Linked DNA regions of Homo sapiens: region 2 is linked to region 1. A link is a loop called in an ENCODE intact Hi-C map of the cell type or tissue named here. Cell type or tissue: sigmoid colon. All regions are shown on one strand. Links, peaks and the distances in the headings refer to the core of each region. The heading gives the core; the rest is flanking DNA.

Region 1 (8,393 bases), core at 2,181-7,180:
AAGTTTCTTCTTGCCTTTGCTTACATCTCATCTGGGCTAAGATTTTAATTTACTTAGTCTAGATGGGACACGACCATAACACAGTTACATAAGCATTAAGAAGGGATGTTTCCAAGATTATTATTTCACATGTATATTACTTTTATTAATGGTTTCCTAAGAATTTTGCAGGAAGAAATTAAAAAGAAAATAATCCATGTTTAAGCTACTATTGGTCGCAGCCGAAAAAAATCTGCACAGAAACCAGTAGAATACACTCTTAGGGAGGACTTGGGGAAGGCTGGAAGGAGAGGCTGCTTCTCCCTCGTGAGGACTTCAGGAGTGGCTGCGGGGGACCTTGGCCAGTCTGTCCTCGCTCGCCACCCTCCCTCCATTTCCTCCTAATTTTCACTTAGACACTGGGCCCAGGAGTACAGCCATCCCCTAGACTGCTCCCCACCCTTGGGGAGGCAGGAAGTAGGGAAGTCTGTTCACCCATGGCGCCTCCCAGCCCATGGCATTCCTGTCCTTGGAGACACTGAGGAGCTGATTTTACCTGTTGGACCAGAATAGTGCTATTTGTTAAAACACAAGCAAACAAACGAACAAAAAACAAGAACTTGGGATATTCCATACATCCAGAAAACATTCTCTTCATAATCATTCAGTAAAATACATGGCAATTGAGAGGTACAAAGTAATACGCCTCCTGTCAAATTCTTAGAGCCACTGTATTTTGCAAAATATCTTTACAAATACAGTATTAAAAATAATAGGTGACATTTATTTAATAGTGCTAGATATCAAGTACTTTTCTACCTGTAGTAACTGATTTAATCCTTATAGTAAACCCATGAAGTAACTGCTATTATTTTCCCCTTTTTAAAGATGAGAAAACTGAAGTGCAGAGAAGCTTAGTGTCTTGCCTAACATCCAACAGATAATGATAACTGAACATTTCTTGTTAGAAACATTTTACTTAGGAAACATACTCTTATGTCCATGTTTATTTTCATACCACTAAATCCAAATTCCACAAGTATTAGATTGAATACGTATCCAATATAAACTGATTTAGACTTAAGTCTGAAGACATGGGTTTTGTCGCCTAGCTGCCATTTCTTTTCAGGGTGACCATAAGTCCCAGCTTCCCTGGGATGATCTGGTTCTTGTCTGTGGGCTCAGTTCTTTCATTCCCCAAATCTCCCAGGTTTGGATGATATAGAGTCAGCCTTAGCAACATGTCTTTGGTTTCCCCATATCTGCCCTTGTTGTCTATCAACTGGATATTTACCTCTCCTCTCACTATTGCAGAAGAGTAAACAAACTGAAATGTGTGAGGATGCTTAATGCCATATCCAGCAAAACTAGGTGCCCAAAATATGTTGATTAAACCTGAAAGGCAGTAATTTATTAGCACAGTCCTCATCATAGACAAGCAAAACCAGGAGCTGGCCCCAAATAGTAGTTATCCATTATTTGCCTCCTTCCCAGAGGATTTTCCTTTGCTCAGCTGTGAAAAGAGAGACAAACAGTTGTCCTTTGCAAATATAATATTTTAAAATAGGATCAATACCCACCTTCAGTGACTTGTCTTATCTTTAGAAGGTGGAGGGTTGTGGTCTCGGGACTTCAGGGGCTTTTCCAGTCCTTTAAGCTTAGGGTATAATCCCCAAAGTGTCAGAACCATGTTCCTGCATGGGGCTTCCATAGTCCTGGGAGATAGGCTGAAAGAGAACAGATGCAAACTGACCTTCCTCATGGTTCCAGGATGGGGGCCTTCTTCTCCCCATGTCTCCCAGCGTTCAACGTTCTCAAACTCATTGGGCTCATGTACCTGAGAAGCTGGGCTGTGCTGACCTGCAATGTGCCCCACCAGCAAGTATTTCGAGCCTCAAGGTGAGTAAGAATAAGATCTGATCATGCAGATAACTATATATACATATATATAATCCATGCCTGCCTTACCCAGGGGTCCTCTAGCAAAGGGTCCCCCCAACTCTCTTCCTGTCAAAATCTTGCCTGTCCTCCAATTTTGTCTCCTCCAAGAGCCATTTCCAATGTCTTACTCTTTCAATGAATCATTACTCCTCTTGAACTCATGACACTTTTAAAACGTTTTGCCGAAGTTTAATAATCCTTTAGAAAAAAAGTACACAAATCGTAAATGTTTAGCTTGATTAGTTTTCAAAAACTGAACACAAGGCACTCAGATCAAAAAACAAAACACAAATGGCAACCAGAGCATGCCCACTTGTATGTCATTCCAATCACTGCCAACTTCTAATGGCATAATTAGGCTTGCCTGGGTTTTACTTGATGTAAACGTAATCACACACACACACAGTATGTGCTCCTTTGTGCCCAACTGCTTACACGCAACATTGTGTTTGTGAGATTCAACTCACTGAGAAAATATACCCCAATTTCTTTATCCTGGCTCCTGTTGACGGGCATGTAGGTTGCTTCCAGCTGTTAGCCATAATGAGTAATGCTGCCTTGAACATCCTAAGTATCTTTGTTGCATATATACCTAGGAATGCAATTGCTGGGACACAGGGCATGCATATGTTCACCTTTAGCAAATAGCACCAAAAAGTTTTCTAAAATGAACACCCCATTTTACATGTCTAGCAGCATTATATGAGAGTTCCAAGTGTTTTATAACCTTGCCAACACTTATTCTTTTAACTGTTTTAATTTTACCAACTTTGGTGAATTCATAACACATTCTAAATACTTTGATTCAGTTATTTTACTTTGACATATGGTTATGTGTGTCTATATCAGTGGCTTTCAAACTTTTGCTCATGACCTACTTGACAATGCATTTTATCTGATGACAGTACACATATATTAATACATTCAGAGATATGTTTTGATATATTTATATATGTTATATATGTGTATGTATATTTATTATATGTATGTATGTCTGTGGATAGACAAAGATAAAGAAGTTTCACAACTTATCACTCTCCTACTACATTCTGTGCTCTCTGAAATCTTCTGTTCTCTTTTAGTCAAGTCTTTTTCATGAGAGAGAGAGAGAGAGAGAGAGAGACAGAGACAGAGAGAGACAGAGAAACAGACCAACAGAGAGTACTAGTTGAAAGTAACTAGATTGACCCCTCATTCTCTTTTCTGAACTGTGTACAGGGCCTTGCACACCAAACAGATCTAAGCTGCCCTCAGGGGAGCTCTGGGCATCCAAACTCCCTGACACTAGCTTAGGGCTCAGGGACCGGGGCTTAATCAGGTAGAACACATACCCTGGGCAGCCACATGCGGAGTGGATAAGAGGTTGAGTGCAAATCACACCCAAGTGAGAGAGTCAGGAATCATAAACAAAAGAGCCAAACCATCCCGAGACGTAAGAGACAAGTTCAAGCCTGGGAATAGGAGAGGGAACCATTAGGTAAGGACCCAGATGGATGGGCAATGCTTCTAAGATTTTTCCATAAATTGAGTTTACTGTGTGGAACTCCTGGGTGCCAGGGTGAGTTCACCACTTTTATGGTTTGAGGTGAACAGGTGCTCAGCAAATGTTTATTAGATGAACAGGTTGGGTGGGAGATCTCTGAAGTTCCTTTGAACGCTGATTTCTAGGTTTCTAAGCTGCATGTGACCCTATGACAGATCCATTTGTAGGTAACCCTGAGAGGAGGATTTTTAGTTTGCAAAGAGTCAGGGCAACCGTTTCTGTGGCAGCTCTTTGGGCATATGCAACCCTGGCAACTGGCTATGGAGTGAACTTAACACATGACATCTGATTTATCTGCAGATCCAACAACTTCTACTTGGCAATGCTCCTGTTTATGCTGTTTCTGTGCATGCTGCCAACCATTTTTGCTATTGTCCGATACAAGCCATCTCTAAACTGTGGGCCATTCAGGTAAGTTTCGTTCCCAGCTCTGCCCGGAGTGACTGACAGCTGTAAGGGAATTAGATCATATTGAACTGAATTCTCCTCCAAGCTCACAGAGCAGGTAAACAGGATAGAAAGATTGCAAACCCGCATGTTTTAAATCCAAGACCAGGGCTCTTTCCTTAATAGAAGGCTGCCCTTAGTATAATCATCTCTGTGCTCATGTTAAAAAACACAATCCTTTTAAAGTGAAAAAGAGAAACAGCATTGTTCTGTGCTAGAGGACATTCTACCTGGTCAAAACACAGAAAGCTTTTATTAAACCACAGTGCACAGCACTTTTTTTTCCTATATTATCCAGCTGTATTCAAGCAAAACCCTCTAGTATCTTCATCCAGCATTCAAGTCAGCTTTGATACAATATGGAATATTTAGTCTACCTTAGTGTACACGATTAGAACACACACATACATGCAATGTGATTAATGACCCCATCTTCCATCCTCCATATTAATTAGATATGAAATCATTTGAGGAATGTTATGAATTGGCCTCCAGGCATCCAGCCATTTTCTGATGTCTTGCAGCATCTTTCTGCCAAGAGCAATAAAATCTGGAGTTATGTTTTTCTTTCTCACAGTGGACAAGAGAAAATTTATGACATTGTGTCAGAAACGATTGAGAAAGACTTTCCTGTGTGGTTTGGCTCCGTGGTTGGACACATCAGTAGCCCCGTGGTCATCCTGCCCGCAGTACTCCTGCTTTTGTGAGTACCACACCTGCCAGCTTTGGAGGGACTTCTGTGTGTTTGGCCAACAAGAAAACGCTGCTTTCCAATAATTACATAAAATTTATTAGTTCATTCAAAAATCACTTAGGCTTAGAGCCTGATGATCTCAACAGGGACTCTGAGTCACACACCAGAGTCACATGAGGCACTGTGCCATGGAGACACAGCCACTGGGTCTCAGCGAGGGGCGATGAGGGAGCACTCCATTGCCATTGAGGTGGTTATTGATCCATCAACACCATTTGGTCAATTACTGTGATCACTAGAATGGGGCTGAATGCCATTATCATTTTCTAGAAACTTAAATAATCCTGAAAAGGAATTTCACAACTCAGCTGAGTAGCTTTGGCTTATTTTGGTTTAAAGGAAAAAAAAATAAAAGTGAGTGGATCCTGTACTCATAGCTTGATAGACTGCAAAATTTCTCCCCCATTTTCAGTTCTTCCTTATTGCTATCACCAGTGCAGAATTCCAGGTCAACGAGGGTGCTGTGGAAAGCCAGGAAGAGAAAACAAAAGCAGCCCCTTCCCAGTGCTCACTGGCTTGAGAACTTGCTGATACATTTTGTCCTTAGCGGAGGGTCAGTGGATAGCCCGCATCTGGCCTGGGAGCCTCTCATTCCTGCCAACTATCTGCAGGGAATGTGGTCTGAAAAGCAGAAAAGCGAGTTGCAGTCCACTCATTGTCCTGTGTTGTTCTGTCCTAGCATGCTCATCTATTATCTCCAGAGCATCGCACGGTCTCTAAAGCTCAGCAACCACCAGCTCAAAATGCAGATCCAAAACGCAAGTATTTCATGAACTTTGCTATTATGAATATGTGTCAACCACATGACTGAGATCCCGCCAGCGTGGGAATACAAGTGAAGTCACATCTTCAAGGTTTCTGTGACTCTTGGCCACCCACTATGGTGCAAGGCCACCAATCCCCAGATGTCCAAGAGTTATTTCTAAGAATACCCAGGGATGGCTCCCCTTTGCTAGGAGGAAGCCTGCTCCTGTTTTTCTTCCTCCTCAAGAGGCCTTGCAGCTGCCTCGAGCCTTTCAGTGCCCACCCTGTGACCACACCAAGCCCTCAGTGTGCCAGGTACTTTTGTGAGCTCTGGTAGATTGGCAGGGGAGAGAAAGGGCCCCTTCCCAATCCTTGTCAACTTGGGCATCTGAGCCCAGCAGCACTGTTTGTCCCTAAAGCCTCACCTCTTTCATATCCTTTAGATGTGGCTGTCATTACGTTCTCTCCATGGGGCTCAAACCCTATCTCTCAGAGCAGTCCCAGGGAGACACACGCTCCCAAAACTCCCACAATTTCTCCTCCTCCACATACCCCAGGTGTTCCCTTAGTGCCCTGGGTCCTCCAGACCCCAAGGAAGGATCCCAAGACTGGGATGAGGCCAGTGAGGCTCCCAAAGCACCACATTTAAGGAGGCTCTGTAAGCGTAATGCTGATTCTGTCCTTTCACAGCCCTGAAAATAAGTGCCTCCTTAAATTTGGCACCCCAGATGCCTCACTGACCTCACCCATGCAAAAAAACTCCTTCCACTTCTATCAGAAAAAAAAAAAAACTTCCCATGAACATCAATTCATGCAAAGAAACACAAATTAGCTTCTAATTGGAAATTCATTTGGAGTTACAAAGGCCATTTTGGTGGAAACATACATCTCCAGTGTTGTCGATCTGTATTTTTTTCTTTGTGATTCAGGCAAACTATTATGGACAGAATCTAAACATGGTCTGTTAATTAGCTGTCCCTAAATAAAACTGGCTAGGCATAAAACTTCAGCTCTCAGGTATCTGCATTTATTCACTCAAATAACAGGCCCGAGCCCAGAGCATACCGTCCATAGGGGGCAATAGTAGTACAGTTATGGTCCAAGGTAAGAACTATGGCATGTAAATCTTTTTCTCTTCCCCCAGGAATAATATTTGTTACTGCTTCCTGCTAAAGCCAAAACAAACATGCATATCATTTGCATTTTAGGCAAGATCAGAGGATAAGAAAAAGGTTGCCCAGATGGTAGAAGGTAAGTATTTCCGTTTCTTTTTGTTGTTGTTTTTTTGTTTTGAGGCAGAGTCTTGCTCTGTCGCCCAGGCTGGAGTGCAGTGGTGTGATCTCGGCTCACTGCAACCTCCACCTTCCCGGTTCAAGTGATTCTCCTGCCTCAGCCTCCTGAGTAGCTGGGATTACAGGTGCGTGCCATCACACCTGGCTAATTTTTATATTTTCACCATGTTGGTCAGCCTGGTCTCAAACTCCTGACCTCATGATCCACCCACCTTGGCCTCCCAAAGTGCTGGGGAGAGCTAGCCCCTAGAGCTAGCTCTAGGTGTGAGCCACTGCACCTGTCCTAATATTTTTTTTAAATGCAGAGATCTGCTGTCTCAGTTAGTGGGCATTTAAAAATACAGCCATTTAAAGTAGTTTGCGGTATACTACCAATACAAATTCCTGATAACCTGTGTTTTTTCACCAGTAACTATGCACAATAAAATAAAATCTAGGGATATAAATGTTGTTTTAAATCTTTAATTTTTATATCATATCCAGGCCCATGAATAATCCCAAAACATGTGTAAAATCAGAAGGAAGTATCGAAGTAGGAGAGGAAAAGCAGCACATTCACGTGGATGAAAGCCCAAAGAATCTCTTTGTCTGGGTCACTTTTGTATACTTCCTCTCCATGGCCCATCTCTTCCTTGCAATGTTCCCTCCCAGGTCCCTTCCCTGAGCCTCCTTAGGTTCTGTCCTGTCCCTGCAGAGCAGGGAGAATGGAAGCATGTGGCGTAGAAGTCTGCTGTGGCCTGAAGGGAAGAAAGTGGGCAACGGCAGCTCGAAGGAGATGGATCTGTTTCTCAGGACCACTAACAGAGTGCTGTGAGCTAGAAGGCTCACTGGGCACCATTAACATGGCACAGCCTACATGAATGAGAATGGGACCCAGAAGGGCTTTAGGGGCTAGCTCTCACAGCTGTTGCAATACTTCACTAATTGGAAGGGAAATATTCCTCTCCAGAAAAATGTCTGAGCAAGACCTCTAAGGCCTAAGGATTATGCTTGCTTGCTCCATCAGCTTTTCAGAGAGAAGCCTACAATTGATAATGATTACTGAAAGTGACTGTGGCTCACGCCATAAAATGCCTCTGTAATCGTCATCGCTTATTTGCCAATTAAGCGTAATTAAATTTAGTTCAGGTCACCTTCAAAAGCCAGAATCCACATAGACTGTTTCAGGATAACAATAGCATTGTCCAGTGTTCATTTTCCAGCTCGAGACCACATCTTTTTTCAGAATGCATGTGAACTGTTTCCAAAGAATCATAATTGTTGTGTAAGCTTTATTATCTCCATTGAATAGATAAGGAACTGGAGGCCCAAAGCTGTTAAGTACTTGCTTTGCCTCATGGGAGCATCAGATGGAGCACTGTAAAGCCTTGTGTTCACTTGATTCCTCCTACACTCCCAGCTCCAACTTGCAGGGATGAAATCATTTGAATTACAGAATGTTTGTTGCCCACTGGTTAGGTGCATTTGTAAGTGCACTCAATTGTTTGCGGACCAACTCTTGGATGTCATAAAACCCTTGCAACTCAACTCATCTGAAGTTGTCACCTGCTCAGTGACACCTGTCTTCTCACAACACCTCCCTCTCCCTGCAGCCCGAATCCAGACCCAGGAAGAAAGCACCAAGAAGCTTCCAAACGACAGTGATCTTACCAGCCAGCTGTCCTCAGCGCACTCGGGCACACCCCAAAACAAC
Region 2 (8,393 bases), core at 2,186-7,185, 62 kb before region 1:
TTCTTCTCCATTTATTTATTTATGCAGTCATTTTGTTTATATCAGTGTAGACCCATCAATATTTATTTTATATATTGGGTTATAATTCAGTACCACTTTGTTTATTTTGTTGCACAGCTTGTTCTGCCTTTGGCCATTGGGAGCTTTCTGTCAGTTCCTGTATCCTTGGCATAGGCCCATCAGTGTCAGTTTTTCTGTGCATTTCCTTATTACTAGCATTGCAAGATGTTTCTCCTCCATCCTTAGAATCATCCATTGCTCCAAGGAGCCCTCATTCCTTCTATCAGAGAATGGTATTAGAAACCAGGATCTGAGTTCTAACTTTACTTGCTACTACTTGGGTGTCATTTATTACCTCTAGTTCCTCTCAGCTGACAAAATAGAGAAATACATGTATACACGTATCTATATAACCCATGTACAGATACATCTATAAATATTCATGTACTATTTATATATTAAGCTAAATATGAGTTTATACAGATGTCTCCCACTCTAATCAATTACCCATGGATTATTCTAGCCTCCTCCCTTTGCTCGTCTGTAACTTCCCACTCCAACAGTGAGGAGCCTGGCTCCCACCCTCCATTACACTTCACTACCTCTTCATTTTTTACACTAAAATACATCAACTTTAGGGTGAAAATTACCAAGCTTATTTTAGAAAAACTCATTTGGCTCACCAAAGAGATGCTATACCTTATTTTTCACAAACCCTTGAAAGATTTCACAATGCCATTTTGAAAAACTTTGTAACAGAACACAATGGGACTGGTGGGTGAATGGATCAATGTTTATCAATACAATCTAATTTTCAGATGCTCATTCTTTTATTTCTTTAGTTCTTCTAAAAGAATGAAGACAACAATGTGACAGCATTTCAGCTGGTGACATCATTTCTCTTGTATCTTCATTTCTCTCAGCATATACAGATCAACCTCTGTCTTCACAGGTGCTCTATTTATTATTTACATCTAGTGTATTTTTCTGATTTGTAGTATATTCATTAAATTTTTAATCACTAACCACCTGCTTCAATGAGTCATTTTTGATATGCTTTCTTGTAAATTGGTATTATAACACTTCACGTCTTATTGTTTTTGTTTTGTTTTGTTTTGTTTTGTTTTGAGACGGAGTTTCTCTCTGTTGCCCAGGCTAGAGTGCAGTGGTGCGATCTTGGCTCACTGCAACCTCTGCCTCCCTGGTTCAAGTGATTCTCCTGCCTCAGCCTCCCCAGTAGCTAGGACTGGGCCACCCACCATGCCCAGCTAATTTTTTTTTTTTTTTTTTTTTTTTTTTTTTTTTTTTAGTAGAGACGAGGTTTCACCATGTTGTCCAGGATGGTCTCGATCTCTTGACCTCGTGATCCACCCCCGCCCCCACCCCCCGTCTCCCAAAGTGCTGGGATTACAGGCATGAGCCACTGCGCCCAGCCAACACTTCACATTTTAAAATCAACTTTACCAAGGTCTCACTTACATATGATAAAATGCATTCATTCGAAGTGTATCGTTTAATGAGTTTTGGCAAGCTACATCCATGGAACTACCAACATAATCAATATAAGAAAATAATTGCTGCATCCCCAAAAGTTCCCAGGGTCATGAGCCTGTTTACAATCAAGCCTTCCCAAGCCCTGATTATTGTCACCATAGATTAGTTTCCACGCAGCAATTTAAGAACAAGAATCACAACTAATAGAATACAAGTGACATTGGAAAATTTTCACAAGACTCTGTTAGCTGAATGACAGCTGAAACAAATTTACCAACGCAGTTCTTGGAGCACATTTACAACTTTTATGATATAATCATTAAAATGCAGTGGAATTTAAAAAGTATAATTAATATTACATTTCAAATTTATAAAACATGTGTAAATAGGATTGTTTCATCATTTTTATCTCCAAAACTGCCTAACCATATGTGGACTACTTGATATACCATAAGCAATGTGTATAGCACATTTTGCAAAACATAATTCTAGGAGGCCCTTGGCTTTAAAAAGTCAATGGCATTGACTTTTCTAATTAAATATATGATAATGTCAGGGGGTGGGGGAGCAGGCAACTTAGGCACACATCTGGCTTTTTCTAGGGAGAAGCCATAACATTCAACAAATAGATGTCAAGGTTTTTTGAGAATTGTATAGGAGAGTTAGTCTAGTACAATTAATCTCAATCTTCAGTGTAGTTAATAAGTCTTTCTTCTAGGCATATGCTTGGATTTTATCCCTGGACAGCATGGTTCAGTAGGTGACAGGGCCCAAGGATCTGAATCCTAAATGAACATCCCAGGTGACCCTGCTGCAAGTGTTCCACTGACATCACATTGAGAAATACTACTTTAGACCTCTCAATCTGAAAAATCTGATTCCATGCATTTCAGTCATGACTTTCCTATAACTGGAAATACTGTATCTGATGCAAGATGATGATGTGTCAGGGAGTTTCTGACAGGCATTTTCGCATTTGAGGAGACATTGAACTCACTGATCTTTAAAACCCTTTCACTTTGAATAATTTGTGCATTCATTGTCATATAGCTTGTAAGCATCCCTTACCTTGGAGCACTGTGTGCCTGGAGAGAAACGAGGTGACACATGGAGACACTACTTTCCTCCCCCAAAACAATATGTCACTCTTCTAGTGAGAACTAGAAGAGGGTTTTGTTTTTCAGGACAGCAATGAGGGAAGAGGGTTCTCTTTCAGGCACACCCAGGACCGAGTCAAAAGCTGAGGGAATGAACCACAGCAGATGATGAACTGACTGCCATTGCATGGAAGCAGGTCCCAAGAGAACCCAGCTTTGAACCCATGAAGTTATGGCAGCTTCCAAAAGCCACGTGCAGAGAGGGTGATCTCATGTTCTTATGAGGTGGCTGTACTGAGTAGAAGCCATAGAGAATTGGCCAAAGAAAAACATGTCACAAATAATTACAGTAGCTCTCCAACAAGAGTTGTACAGTGGTACTTCAAGAAAAGACAAGAAAATTGGAAAATATAGTTTGTAAAAGGTTTACTGTTTCCTTCATAAGAAGCCTGAAATATCTTTAAGATGTGCTGTCTTCTAGAAAACATCTACAATGAACAGAAAAGATCAAGGACATCCAATACTTCCCCACAATGATATCCTCAGGCTATTCCATTTAAAACATTTTCCTTAGAGTCAACATACTTCTGGAACAATGTACAGTGAATTTAATTTTATTAGCAAAATAATAAAACAAAGCATATTCTGGACAATAATCAATACTCTGAAATTATATTACTTTAGTTAGTTTTCCCTTTTAAATTATTTTTTCCACTTCAATTTAAAAAATGTCTCCAAGTAATTCATGCGCATAATTTAAAAAGTCAAATAGAACCACAAGGCTTACAAGCAAACAAACAAACAAAAAGGGCTGTAATCTTTTGGCCTTCTTTTTGCTACCTCCAGAATAGCTGATATGAAAACTTTTTCCACAACTACGGGGGTGGAGGGTAGAGGCTCCTGAGCTGGTCTGAATTTGTTCAAGTGCCCTTTCCTGAGCAGATCACTGAAGTCAGGGGGATGATAACAGTTATGAGCTTTTGCCAGTTGGAGCCCCTGGAACTGGAGAAAAGTCAGTCTCTATCACACCTCACAGCTGCTACCAACGATCTCACCAATGATAGTGGTGGAAGGGGCGCTGGACAGACTACTGTGTTCCTGGAAACACTTTCCCCAGCCCCCTTCACTTTCTCCCAGTGGTAGACTAATAATGGTCTCCAAAGATATCCAGATCCTAATCTCTGGAAACTGCGGATGTTATATGGTAAAAGTGATTAAATTAAAAATTCTTGAGATGGGAGTATTCTGGATCACCTAGGTGTCCTTATAAGAGTGAGGCAGAGAGAGATTTGACAGATAAGAATGAGGCAATGTGAGGGCTGAAGCAAGATGCTACATTGCTGGCTTTGAAGAAGGAGGAAGGGGCCACAAGCCAAGGAATGCAAGTCTGGAAAAGATAAGACAGGCCCTCTCTTTAGTAAAAGAATGAATAAATATATTTGCACAGTTCGTTGTCCAAGTTTAAATTCCTTTCCAAATGGCTGCGAATGAACCTGTCCTGCTGCATTTGCATTAAGAAGATGTGTTTCTGTTTCTCACAGAAGCTATTGACCTAATCTACGCTGCTCCACTAAATTGACTTGGATCTTGACGTTCATAATGTTGAGTGACTGCAGAACTTAATTTAGCCACAAGATGGAGACTTCATCCTAGTCCTGGAAAACATCTCAGCACCTGGGGTTTCTGTAAGTAAAATTCCAGAATGAAATACCTTAATTAATTTATCGTCCAGCCTCTGATCCCACGTACAAGATGAAGAACCTGAGTTCCAGAGAGATCACAGAATTAGTTTTCAAAGGAGTCAAATCTAGAAGTTTGTTTCCTAATTCCCATTCTGATGTTCTTCAGCAAGCATCACTTTTGCTTCCTATGTCTTTTTCTGATATGCTATTTCTCTTATTTTCTGAGAATTACACTTACTCATGTAAAGGGTTTTTTTTTTTGTTTTCTTCTCTCCCTGTTGCTATGTTTCAGGCAGATAACTTATTTAAAATCATTTCACATTGCTGTCTACATTGGCCTACGCATTGCTAACCTCAGGAGAAAACTCAATTCAAACTAAATAATATCCACCTGTAGCTACCACAAAATGTTCAGCTGGGGCCTTGGGGTGTTTGGGTGAATCAAACATGGTCTTCACCTTCCAGGAGCTCTAAGTTAAATGGATGAGGAAGAGAAGCAAATGAGATGATTGCCTTAAGAGAGGTATACTACTCTTTCTATTAGCAGAGAAGAGGAGGGTATCCCATCCAACTGGAAACCGGAGATCCTTGGGAAGGAGATGACGTTTAGGATAGACCATGAAGGTCAGATGAGATAGTATAAGCCATAAATAGGGTAAAGGAGTATGTAGATGACAGACAGCTTGGACAAATTATGCAGCCAGGAAAGGAAGCAGAAATTTGGGAAGTAGGAATTCTGTTAATCAGGATATGCTCTGTTCTGCAGTTGTAACAGATTACTCCAAATGGTCAGTGGCTTAACAAAGGCTTATTTGTTACACATGGTCATGTCTAACAAGTGTCGGCAGAGCTTTATTCCATACAGTCACTCAGGGACCCAGGCTGAGTAGGAACCATCATCCTGAAACTCCATTATCTGGCTCACACAACTTAAGTTGCCATAGTAGAGGAAAGAAAACTAAAATATTGTTCATAAATTTTTCACTGCTTCTGTCAGAAGGGGCATGTATCACTCGCACACATATATTATTGGCCAGAACTTGTCGCATGGCTCTAACTCAACACAAGCCTGGACTATTTGGTGCATGTTACTTTCTCTGCCACAAGAGTATTCCAAAATTGACTGTAATTCAGAATATTTATAAGGCAGGAGCTTGGATCTTAACGTAGAAAGCCTTTCAAGTTTTGGTGAAAGGCTAACAATTTGCCCCAACTCTGAGAGTATCAGAACTCTGTTTTAATATAAAGAACATTACATGTTTACCAATGAGCCAAGCTTTCCCAAAAGTCAAGTAGAGGGAGCAAAGCTTTGCTATTACTGTGCATAAGATTTTTTATTAATTCTGCAAAGGGGCCACTGGCAAGAACAGATTCTAAGGACCTCTCGTAGCTCCAGGCTACATCAAGGCAATCAGATCTGGGAGTTGCCAGTGTCAATATAACAAAGGAAATACATTCCTGGGCATGGTGATAGAGAGTGGGAGGTAGATTCACAGATATCTTCCAGTGTTTCACGTCTGAGAACCTTCCAAAATAGTTGTCTTTCTCCTACTTTGACATCTAATGAAGAAAAGCATTCAGATGATCACCACAACTTTAAGAGAGTCACCCTTGATTTGTGTGATAATGTGAAACTTACTAAGCAGCTGAAGGAATTGGGTAATTCTGTGTTACGACACTGGAGCCGTAAATCCGACCAACCCCATTAAATACTTAGGAGTCTGTTTACTATCTGTCTCTATTTATTACCTGGCTTCCCCCCATGACATTGCAGAGAAATAAAGTGCAAACAAGAACTACACCAGAAGAAGGCAGGTACAGAAAGCTTTGTTACCTCCTACTGAAATGAACTAAATTTGTTTGCAGGCCAAACTGTGCTAGAAAACTTTTGAAAGCATTGCAGTTTGACTAAGGAAAAGGTCTGAAGTCTTTCCAACTGTCCCAAGATATTTCTCAAATTATCGCTAATGGAATCAGATTATTTGGGAAATATTAATCTATGCATATTCAGACTCAGATACTGAGCTAAGGAATTCAAATAGTTAGTATTCCTACATGGATTTGGTTAGTGATAAGGTACAGATCCAGGCATGTTCTGGGTGTCACATTGCCCAGGTCATGCCAGGGCTATGGAGAGGACAAACAGGTGTCTGGAAAGGGACATATTTCTCAGGCGGACAGGAGCCTAGTTAGAGCAGGGCTGGCTAAACAGTATAAACCAAAGGCGGGCCAAACTCATTCAGGAGTTTGGCATAGACTTGGAGAAATTCAAACCAAGTAGTTCCTTATAGGACAAAGGTGGCAGCATCATTCAGTCTCTTTAACAAGGTAACAAGGTTACTCAACACCTCCTCATTGTTGGGAAGGATGGGGTAGGGGTAAAGGGCTGAGTAGTAGGGCCAACATGCAGGAAAATGACGAGAGCATAACTTTTCTTTCTGGTCTTGAAGGTAACGTCTTCACAGGATGGGATTCCCTGAAAGCTGCCATTATTATCTCCAGGTTTCCCTCCTATCCATCCATTGCTGCTGAGTAGGGCAACGCCTGGGACCAGTTAATTATCACAGGAGAAGATCTTTCCAAATCAGGGATTGTAAAGGTGGAGGGGAAAATTCTCCCTTCAGTATTCTAAGATGAATCTCTTCAAGCCCAAGATGGCAGCAGTTGTCTTCTTAGTGCAGCCTTGCTCAATTCACTTATCACTGGGTCTCGGAGTCTCAAAAGTAAAAAAGGGCTGTGCACATTACACACACACACGCGCGCGCACATACACACACTCTTTAGCATCATATAATGTCATCACTGGTATCCTGGAGTCTTTACTGCTTACCTGTACCCTCTTTCCTCCACAAGGTCAATGAAACATCAATCATCCAATGCAGAACCAGAAAAGAAAGGCTGCAGGTACTTGACGGTTACATTGAAAAGCTGAATGGCAGGAAGATGGGCAACTGGTTTAAGTTTAAGATAGAGAGTTGAGATGTCCTGCCTTTAGATATCAGGAGCTGGGGAGATTATAGAAGGAAGGGACAAGGTAGATAATAGACAATAAGAACCAAAGATCTGCAGCAATGAAGGGAGCAGGCATCATGAGTCACCATCATCTTAGAGTCCAATTGTATTTCTTTTTGCCATCATGGGGAAACCAAAAGTAGAAAGTGGTCACCACTGTTTTTAAATTGTCCAGAGAAAATAACATTTTTCTGTGCTGTGATAATTCACTCAAGCCTCCATCCAACCCAGACCATGCGGACATCCTCCATTCTGTGGTCCAGGATACATTTCAGCTCTGCCAGAAACACAGGATGGTCCCTGACCTCCTACAGAATTGTGAGTCTTTGAAGGAAAGACTTTCCTCCAAGGAAATAATTATGGAACAGGTAGAATTTATGGGGCGCATGGAGAACCCTGTAGATGTCTACTAAATATGTTGCATATATCGGTGAATTTCATATCTGTAACAGGACAAGAACTATCCTGCCCAACTATATAAGGTTGTTGTGAAGTTCACATGTGCTGTATATGATTGTCTGGATGTATCATATGCCTGTTCATTTTCTCCAGGTTACATCTTTCTGTGAGATCTAGGAATTGGTGCAGACAGGAAGGTAGAGAAAGGAAGAATAATAATAGTCTATCTGTTCTGCCTTTTTCCTTTCCTTTCCATCTTCAACACATTCTGTCTCTATTTTTCTTTATCTCTGTCTCTTTGTCTTGTTCAAATGCTACCACGGCTGTACTATTTGCATTCCTACCAGTATTGTATGAAAGTTCCAGTGGTTCGGCATCTTCTCCAGCATTTGCAATTGTTTTTTTTCCTTTGTTCTAATAAATGTATAGTGTCATCTCATTGTTGTTTGATTTTAGTGACTAATAATATTGAACTTCTTTTCATGTACTTATTTGCCATTCATAGACCTTCTTTGGTGAAGTAACTATTCACAGTTTTGGCCCATGTTTAATTGGGTGGATTGTTTTCTTATCATTGAGTCTTAAGAGTTTTCTGTGTATTCTGGATACAAGTTCTTTCTTAGGTATGCGTTTCGCGAATATTTCTCCTAGACTCTGCCTTGTCTTTTTATTCTCTTAATGATGTCCTTCAATGAGCAGACATTATCAC

Evidence for each region. A loop is a pair of places that touch in the nucleus more often than their neighbours do. Peaks named below come from ENCODE experiments on the same cell type or tissue, not always from the same donor. Only the 100,000 strongest peaks of a DNase experiment are listed, where the experiment ranks them.
Region 2: a loop joins it to region 1, with 2.1 times the contacts of the local background. A loop is called at or near these places in 18 of 110 quality-filtered maps.

What each region holds. Positions count from the first base shown.
Region 1 is chr15:81,334,875-81,343,267 of GRCh38, reverse strand. It overlaps TMC3 (transmembrane channel like 3), which reads left to right. Exons shown (of 22, transcript NM_001080532.3): 16 at 1,750-1,878; 17 at 3,764-3,874; 18 at 4,488-4,613; 19 at 5,344-5,422; 20 at 6,617-6,659; 21 at 8,293-8,393. TMC3-AS1 (TMC3 antisense RNA 1) reads right to left here. Exons shown (of 7, transcript NR_120365.1): 3 at 1,560-1,706. Among named protein-coding and RNA genes, the nearest start is that of TMC3-AS1, 15 kb to the right of the region's middle. In sigmoid colon, for the core only: no CTCF peak of the experiment used is centred there; a DNase peak (open chromatin) is centred at 4,667.
Region 2 is chr15:81,396,674-81,405,066 of GRCh38, reverse strand. The region is part of intron 6 of TMC3-AS1 (TMC3 antisense RNA 1); the gene reads right to left. Among named protein-coding and RNA genes, the nearest start is that of TMC3, 27 kb to the right of the region's middle. In sigmoid colon, for the core only: a CTCF peak has its summit at 4,220 (motif pointing right); no DNase peak of the experiment used is centred there.